Regions from separate parts of the Mus musculus genome. Here all the other regions are linked to region 2. Evidence: chromatin contacts called from ENCODE Hi-C or POLR2A ChIA-PET data. All regions are on one chromosome and are shown on one strand. Each heading gives the region's core, a stretch centred on a gene start or an enhancer-like site at or near the end of the contact. The rest is flanking DNA. Distances are from core to core; before and after follow the strand shown. Region 1 holds the start of Sdccag8 (serologically defined colon cancer antigen 8). Region 2 holds the start of Adss (adenylosuccinate synthetase, non muscle). Region 3 holds the start of Cox20 (cytochrome c oxidase assembly protein 20).

What was found. A loop is a pair of places that touch in the nucleus more often than their neighbours do. ChIA-PET counts read pairs that join two places held with the same protein, here RNA polymerase II (POLR2A).
Region 1: a loop to region 2 is called in a map of heart, with 2.6 times the contacts of the local background. The contact joins the promoter of Sdccag8 here to the promoter of Adss in region 2. A Hi-C loop is called at or near these places in 2 of 37 maps with a recorded cell type or tissue (heart and v-Abl transformed pro-B cells).
Region 3: a map of heart shows a loop between it and region 2 (2.8-fold over the local background). The contact joins the promoter of Cox20 here to the promoter of Adss in region 2. A Hi-C loop is called at or near these places in 3 of 37 maps with a recorded cell type or tissue (T-helper 17 cell, heart and v-Abl transformed pro-B cells). POLR2A ChIA-PET finds 5 or more read pairs at or near these places in 1 of 5 experiments (embryonic stem cell).

Annotation. Positions count from the first base shown.
Region 1 is chr1:176,813,283-176,815,982 of GRCm38, forward strand. It overlaps Sdccag8 (serologically defined colon cancer antigen 8), which reads left to right and starts at 1,378. Exons shown (of 18, transcript NM_029756.3): 1 at 1,378-1,773. The coding sequence starts at 1,707. It also overlaps a transcript of Cep170 not described here.
Region 2 is chr1:177,795,092-177,797,791 of GRCm38, forward strand. It overlaps Adss (adenylosuccinate synthetase, non muscle), which reads right to left and starts at 1,418. Exons shown (of 13, transcript NM_007422.3): 1 at 1,121-1,418. The coding sequence starts at 1,303.
Region 3 is chr1:178,317,732-178,320,431 of GRCm38, forward strand. Cox20 (cytochrome c oxidase assembly protein 20) reads left to right here and starts at 1,422. Exons shown (of 4, transcript NM_025511.2): 1 at 1,422-1,477. The coding sequence starts at 1,439.

The DNA.
Region 1 (2,700 bases), core at 128-2,627, 980 kb before region 2:
CTCTCTCCCTTGAATAAAAATGGAAGTGAACTAGACCCAAACCCAACAACTGAATCTTGGGACAATGAAGCCCACAGGAAGCCACTCGCTCCTCCCGTGGGTTTACTACCGAGCTGGAGGCTACGTGGTGTGCTGTCGCCCGGCAGCCTGCGTGACAGCACGTCTTCCACGCCCTCCCAACGCCATCTGAAGGCTAGTCGTCCGTCACCCCCTCCTCACCGCCGCCACCCTCCTCACACCCCGAAACCAACCCTACAAAAGGGATGGGCGCCCTGGAAAACTCCCTTGCCCAGCGGCAGCGCAGCCATTCCTTAGACGCTCCGCCCGCAGCGTTCCCAGGCAGCTCAGGCGGCGGCTACACAAAGCGGGAGTGAACAGAAGAGGACCGGGCGCACTGAAGGGAAGCCGGCCCTGTGCAGCCGGCCGCAGCCCATGGGGGAGGGGAGGGAGGGGACGGGAGGGCGGCGGCCGCGCGGGGCGTCCCGGTGGCGCCCCTCGCCCTCCAGGCCCGCACTCCATCCCGCCGCGGGCCGCGCCCAGGCCCCGGCCCCGGCCGCCGGAGCTATGGATGTGCAGAATCCCGGGCCATGCCGACCCCGAGCGCATCACTTACCCCTCACCGCAGAGAGGGACCGGACCGGGAGGCGGGGCGCGGCGCGTCCCGTCTGTCTCTGCCACGCTGTCCTCCCCCCACCCCCTCGCCGTTGTCGTCGTCGTCGTCGCCGCCGCCGTGGAGCTGGGGGCCCCTCGGTTCCGCTGGGCAATAACGTTATTCCACACACGCCCCACACATAGCGGGAACGGCAGCGAACGGCAGCTCAGTGCGCAGGCGCCTCGCAAAGGGCAGCGAGCCAGGTCCTCTCCCTCCTCCAGCCAGGGCCCAGCGATGCCTCACTGCGCAGGCGCCAGACCCAGACAATGAAAGGGGGCTTTGCAGAGGGTCTCACCCACACGCTCTCGCAGCTGCCCACTGCGCAGGCGTGCCCTCAAGACAGTCTTGAACAATAAAGAGCCGCTTGGCTGGAGTGGGACCGCAACCAACCAGGACTACGATTCCCAGCGGGCAGCGCGCCAACTCCACGCGGAGGGCGGGGCTCTGAGCAGGCTAGGAGTTGCAGTGTCCGTCACTTTCACAGTTTGGCTGTTTGGAAGATTTACACTTCATTTTCTAGAGAAAAACAGTTTTGACAGAACTCCTAACTAAAACCGAGTTTGCAGTGAATGCTTGCGAGGGCTCAGGGATCAACTCCACACCGGCCCGTTTTGAAGAGTCTTAAGTCCTTCACCGGGCCGGTTCTGTCAGCGAGTCTATCCAGCTGGCTGAGGATGGCAGGACAGCGGGACTAATCCAAGCGATGCAAAAGGGAAAGGGCGCGGCGCGCCAACCCGTCTCTTGGCAACAGCCTCAGGCCGCTAAACTGTCGGAGTGGCGCTCCGAGCGCATAGCCCTCTGGGAAGCGTAGTATAGCTGGAAGGCTCATAGGACTCTCGAGGCTGCAGGCTTTAAGCCTGAGAACTACAATTCCCGACGTTCACCATGAGGGCCAGGGGGTAGGAAGAGCCCCTAGGAGCTCGGTCCGGGGTTCCTGGTTCCCTAGTGACAGCAGCGACAGGAAGCAGGCAGGCATCCCCTCATCCCCAGCGCTAGGCCTGTCCTCGGAGGGGTGCACTGGATACTTTCCCGCATAACTCCCATCTCTGACCCCATGGCGAAGTCCCCAGGGAACTCTACCCTGGAGGACAGTCTGGGGCAATACCAACGGAGTCTCCGGGGTGAGTTGCTCCGAATCTCAGTGCCTAGTAGCTCTTAGGTACCACGGGCAATAGTGGGTTGTTTTTTGTTTTTTTGTTTTTGTTTTGTTTTGTTTTTTCCAGAGACTTTCCTTGAGCACTAGCCAGGCTGTGGAGGAAGACGACCGATGTTGCTCTGACCTTATGGATGAAATCTTTTAGTTTTGTTTTTAGGATTAAGCAGCATTATCCTTATCCTTGTGGTTGGTTACCTGACCCAACAAGGAACCTACATCTTGATTTAAGTGTCTTATCAACCAGTGCCAGCACAAACTCATGGGCAGCTCCATGCCACTTTTACCCTGTTGCCATACTGTTGCTGTTTAATTCAATAAATTCCTTATTTATATTTCTTACACATGCAAATTCTGGTGTAGTATAGCAAATCTGACGTATAAGTCCAGAAAGAAAACACTAATAGTTATTTGAAATAATACAATATCTACTGATCTACATTATTTTCATATAGCAAAGTATTTAAAACTTTATCTCACTAATGACTCCATTTTACTGGTCAGGAAACCAAAGCCAAAACTCACACAGCTGGTTGGTAGCGGCAAAGGCATGTACAGAATTCAGGCCTATCCACCTTCAAAGCCTATGCCTTTCTTATTAATCAAGTAATAATTACTATAATCGAAGCCTAGCTTAGTTAATTCAAGTTTTCTGAGCAAAGAACCAGAAGAATAATTATCTGGCAAAGTGCTCTCCATACTCATAGCTAGCTAGCTCTGTTCTTTTGACCACATGTGAAATCTCCGGAAACTTGAGACTTTGTTATAGTGAATTCGTGGTGTCAACTACAACATGATTATTATGGAGAACAAGTTAACCAAAAGAATAATGAACATAAGACTGATTTATTTTCAGAAGTTAAGAAATCTGTAGCAAGAAATGTGTGCTAGGGGC
Region 2 (2,700 bases), core at 168-2,667:
TGCATGTTGCCAGACAAGCTGCTGGAAGAGAAAGAACCTGTGAAAGAACCCTGTGAATTGAAGAATGGTGGTAAAGCGGCAGTTGGAGCAATAGGGCTCCACACACAGTAAAAAGATGACCCAAGTCAAAGCACCTGGCCTTTTACAGGCCGGTTTCTTCATACGTTTCAATTTTAGGTAAAAAAGCTTTCCACGATTAGCCTAGACCACAAGGCACCCCCACACAAAACCATGTACCTTCAGGGAGAAAAAAATTCTTACAATCTAAATACGCCACCATTAACTTCCAACACTGCACCTTGTTTTGAATGTGGGAACTGCTCATTTATTTTGAATTCTGAAACGGGGATGATAGTTTTCTGAGAGCCTTTTTCAAAGGCCTACCCTCTAGGCTGCTTCAAAGCAAATGACTAATAAGAAAAAAAAAAAAAAAAAAAAAAAAAACTAACACTAAAACCCACGTGTCTCCGGGTAGGAAACACTGGATTTCCTGAAAGTCAACTTTTTATATTACCGAAGCATTGTAAACATTTCTAAATTATCCGACTTGAAATCTCCGTATTTAGTTGCCTCACACTCACTTTTCAACTTACTGGGGATTCCTTAAGGACCGGTGAGTAATAAAAACAGATCTCCCCTTAATAGTAGTCTATGAAATACGAGTTAAAAACAAAAAACAAACAAAAGCACCGGAGGGCCCCAAACAGTCTCATCGCCCCGTAGCGGATTCTGCTATCAACAAAGTGGACCGATGGAGGCGAGGTTCTGCGTGCCTAAGCCTGTAGGTAATGCAGTGCTGAATCTCGATTTCAGGGAAATTGGGGAAAAGGACCCTTCCTAGTCCGCGCCGGCGGGTGGGCCTGGCCGGGTCTAGCCAGAGTCCCGAGCAGGCCTCGGGCGGAAGCTCCCTCAACTCTGCCCGCGGCGCACCGCCAGCCCAGTCCCCAGACCCCGAAATGCAGCTCCAACATCGCGCATCTTCCAGGTTCCTCCAGAGTCACCCGGAGCGTCACCGGAGACTCCAGGGCAGGGGTTCCCCGCAGCTCCCAGCCCGAGGGACGCACCTCAAGGTGACACCTCACCGCGCCGGCCGTCCCAGAAAGGGCCCGGCTTCCCTCACCTGGCAGCGGCACACGATGTCGGCGTCCTGCGCCAGTAGATCCACCACCTTCCCTTTGCCCTCGTCGCCCCACTGCGCTCCCAGCACCACAGTCACCCGGTTCCCTCCGGACCGCGCCCTGGGGCGGCCACAGTCGCCGTTGGGCAGGGAGGTGGCCGCCGGGCTGCTCTCGGAGATCGACATGGCTCCCGGCAGGGCAGAAGAGCCTTAAGGAGACGGGGCAGGAGAACGGAACGTGAACCCAACTGCTGCGCCGCCACCAGCCACATGCGGAGGAAGAAGGAGCCAGAGGCCGGCCCCGCCCCCGCCCCGAGGGCCGCCACCCTCTCTCCAGGCCCCGCCCCGCGCTCCGCCGCCCGCCCGCTCAGGGCGGGACCACACTTGGCGCAGGCCGAAGCCTCTGCGCGGCCCGCAGGCGCCACGGCCTCAACTGCCGCCACCCCAGGGCGGAGGCCACACCCCATCCCCGGCTTGGCGCGCTGCTCCGGGGAGAACCGCGCGAGAGCGGAGGCCAGGGGGCGGGGCTAACGGAGAGTTCCGCCCTCTGTGCCCGCCCACCAGCCTCTGGCCTTTCAAACTCGCGGTAGGGAAGGGGGTGAAAGAGTGTGGAACTACAATTCCCAGCATGCAATGCTCTGTGAGATGGCCAAGGCATGGCACCACAGTGTCAGGGTTGGCTGGTTTCGGTCTCTAAAAGCCAATTTGGTTTTCTGTGTCTAAACACTTGGGTATCTTAAAGAATGAAATACCCTTACAAAATGTAAACTGGGATTTAAAAATATGTGGAGGCTGGAGTGGAGCCGAATAAATTTAGAACTGAAAAGGGACTAAAAGTGCAAACTAAAAGCAGTAAAAATGAAATCTAGAGATAGCATCCTAACTCTTCCCATTTTTACAGTATCTGGGGCACAAAGATGAGTCAATTGCCTATGTCATATCCGAATGTACCTGGGTTATTTGATCCCCACAACCTTAAAGTTTACAATATTTTGTAAAATACGTTCGTTCTACAAAACAATTTCTCTTCTCCCATTTTTTCTCTGTTGAAGTGTTGGAGATCAAATTCAGAACCTTGTAATTTGATGCGAATACTGTACCACTGAGTTATTCGCCCCCCAGACCTTCGAACTCTTAAATAGCTTATCAGTTCCTCTCATGGGCGTTAAAATGGTACTTTGGACAGTTTGCAGATTGAGTAAGCCTAGGTGCTTCTCAGTGTTTTAATTGTAACTGATTACAGAGTGTGCCTATTGTCTATCTAATGTGGGTTTATCTATGTATTTATTTACTTATTTATATTATTTGTGTGTGAGAGGTCACATACCATGTTGTGTGTCTGTCTGTCTGTCTGAAGGCCAGCAGAGGGCCTCAGATCCCTGGGAGTCAGAGCAACAGGTGGTCGTGAGACATCTGAAAATACAGCTGTTCTCAACCTATGAGTTGAGACCCCCTTAGGGAGTCAATCAACCCTTTCACAGGGACTGCATATCAGATGTCATATCTGTTAGGTATTTACATTATGATTCACAACAATAGCAAAATTACAGTTATAAAATAGCAGTGAAGTAATTGTATAGTTG
Region 3 (2,700 bases), core at 172-2,671, 520 kb after region 2:
CTTTATCGAATCCATGACATTTTTCAAACAAGTGAAATGGACTCCAACTCAGTATACTCTAGCAACGTCTCAGTCACAAGTAAAACGGTAACGCCATTTCCTCGGTATTTTTCCCGTTACGTCCTTTATACCGCAATTAGGAATGCAAAAGAATTCCTCTCTCCTTTATGGAATATTACAACCTTAAATATTACCTTCCAGACAAAAATTCAAAGCCTGGCTAGCCAAGAATTTCAGTAGAGTATCCCAAACTGTCAAGATAACAGTTCCTTTTCTAGTCCTAGTAATATTAGAGCATTATACACTTTGTAACTGTTCAGCTTCCTTAAAAACAAAAAACAACTTACTACGCATAAAGAGAAATATAAATCACTTTTACCCCCTGGGATTGGCGAAAAGCAGTTAATGAGCATGAAGAATAAGACAGTAAGCAGTCCGCATGGTAATTAAGATGAGACCCTCCCAGCTAACACTGACGGGCAAGTAGCGTGCAGCACGTTACATGAAAGGCGGCATGACTCTGCACAATGACAGGCCGGGACATTTTCCGGGGAAGGGCCGTTTGGAACGGAAGAGGCCAAATCGGGAAATAGGTAAACAAAGAAAGGCAAAAGGCCGGGGCCAGGACATTAACCCGAAAACGGAGTCGCCATCGCCTGCTGAACTGGCTGACACTTGGACCCAAACGACCCACGGTCTGGGTTTCTACCCGCTATGTCACCGTCGCGTCACCCACGGCCTCCCTCCCGAAGGAAGGCACTTGCCGCCTGACGCATGCCCCCTAGGTAGCGGCCGCCTCCATTTTGTCCTGAGTCTCCTCCACGCGAGCGGCGCGCTATTTTTAACCTAAATCTGCGGGCCGGAGGGGGAGGGGCGTGGGCCTGGCGGGCGCTGGAAGGCCGCCGCGAGGGACCGAGGCGGGGGTGCGGGAGGTTGTCAAGGTCACCAAAGCTAGGACAAAGGACAAGCTGGGAACGAGGCCCGCGGAAACAGCGCCAGGCGACTTCCGGCAGTGCGGGGGCCGTCAAACCCGGACTCCCGCCCTCTAAGAGGACAAAGCGGCGCGCGACGCGCGGCCCCGGCTCCGCCCTCAGCGCCCAGCACGGGGACGCGCACAACGGTTGAAATGGCGGTTAAGGCGGAGGAGGGGCTGAGGGAAGCGAGTTTCTCGGTGCTCCTTGACTCGGGCCACCCTGCCTGCGAGACAGGAACCGGTGGCGCTTCTCTAGGTTGCCACCACTCGCGTTCCTCATGGTCGGTTGCGGGTTGGAAAACAGTGTGGCCGGTTCCATGGAACAAAGGAGTGTGCCAGGGCGGGCTTCCGGACAGCCCCAGGAACGCTCCCTAAGATGGCCGCCGCCGCGCGGGGATGGGGTGGGCGGAGCCCGTGTTGCTCCCGTCGCGGGCCTGGGCGGGGCGATGGAGAGGACTGGTGCCCATGGCGGCCGCCCCGGAGCCCCACGAGACGGAGAAAAAGGTAATGTTCGCCATGGGGCAAGGGGGGGTGGGGGGAGGTGTGCAGTGCGCAGGCCGCGACCCGGTTTCCTAGACCCATCCCATAGCCGCGAGGTATATCAGCGATCTAGTCCTCATATCCCGGATATATCTAAATTGCCAGTTAAACTAGTGAAGAGCAGGCCTGCAGGGTCAGAAAACGGAGACTAATCCAAAACTAGCATTGGATTTGGTAGAAAGGGCTAATAAAGGGGAAATGAAAACTCTGGAGAGCTGGGCGTGATGGTGCATGCCAGTAATCTCCACTTTGAGGGCTGAGGCAGGGGTGAGTTCTGGGCCAGCAAGTGAATCAGTCCTTTTCCTTGCACAACACAGGAGCGCACACTCACAGGTAAGGTATAGATTTGTTAGTTCAATGTGAGAACTGCAGTTTGACCTCTTATTAAAAAAGACGAAATCTCCACTCTGCATGAAGCCGACATCCTACTGGGGTAACGGGACAGTCGAATTTCATCCATTTAAGCCAGCCGGGATAAAACTGCAGTTTGGCCATGAACTGCTAGGCCTGATAGAATGGCTACAGGAAGGTGTCCCAAGTGGAGACTAATTAAGCCATGGTCAAGTGTCTAAAGATGTCTTTTGTTAAACAACTAAAACACTACCTATCAAATGAAAACTTGCTAGCACAAGTAAGGTCAAATGTAGTGTTTGCTTCATAGCTCATCTAGACTTGCTGAAATTGAACAGTGGGTTTGACAAAAAGACTCTGCTCTGAAAAATAAAGCCATGAAGGCTTGGGATGGGCACACCTTTTAACCAGGCACTTAGGAGGCAGTGAGTTCCAGGATAGCCAGGGCTACAAAGTAAACCTAAAACCTGTCTCAGAAAAGATTTTGGAAGCAAGAGAAACTACTTGAAAATACTTTGATACTTTGGTCGGTTTGCAAAACCGACTAAGACCAAATAAGCAGATGAATAGTCTCACAAACAGGGAGTCGAATAAATGGTATTCAGCTGATAACAGGTCACAAATGTTAAATCCGTAAAAGGAGGGGACACTGCTACTGGAACGTTGCTACTGCCAAATCCCCAGGCCAGTGGAACAGCAAGCCAATTACTGTAAATGTTTTCTCAAGATTCCCGGTGAGATGGAATCTAAGTGTATCTTTGCCTAAACAGTGGCCATGAGCGTGTGGGTACTCAAGTAAAATCAGGAGCATCTAGTTAATATAGTCTTGCAAGGCA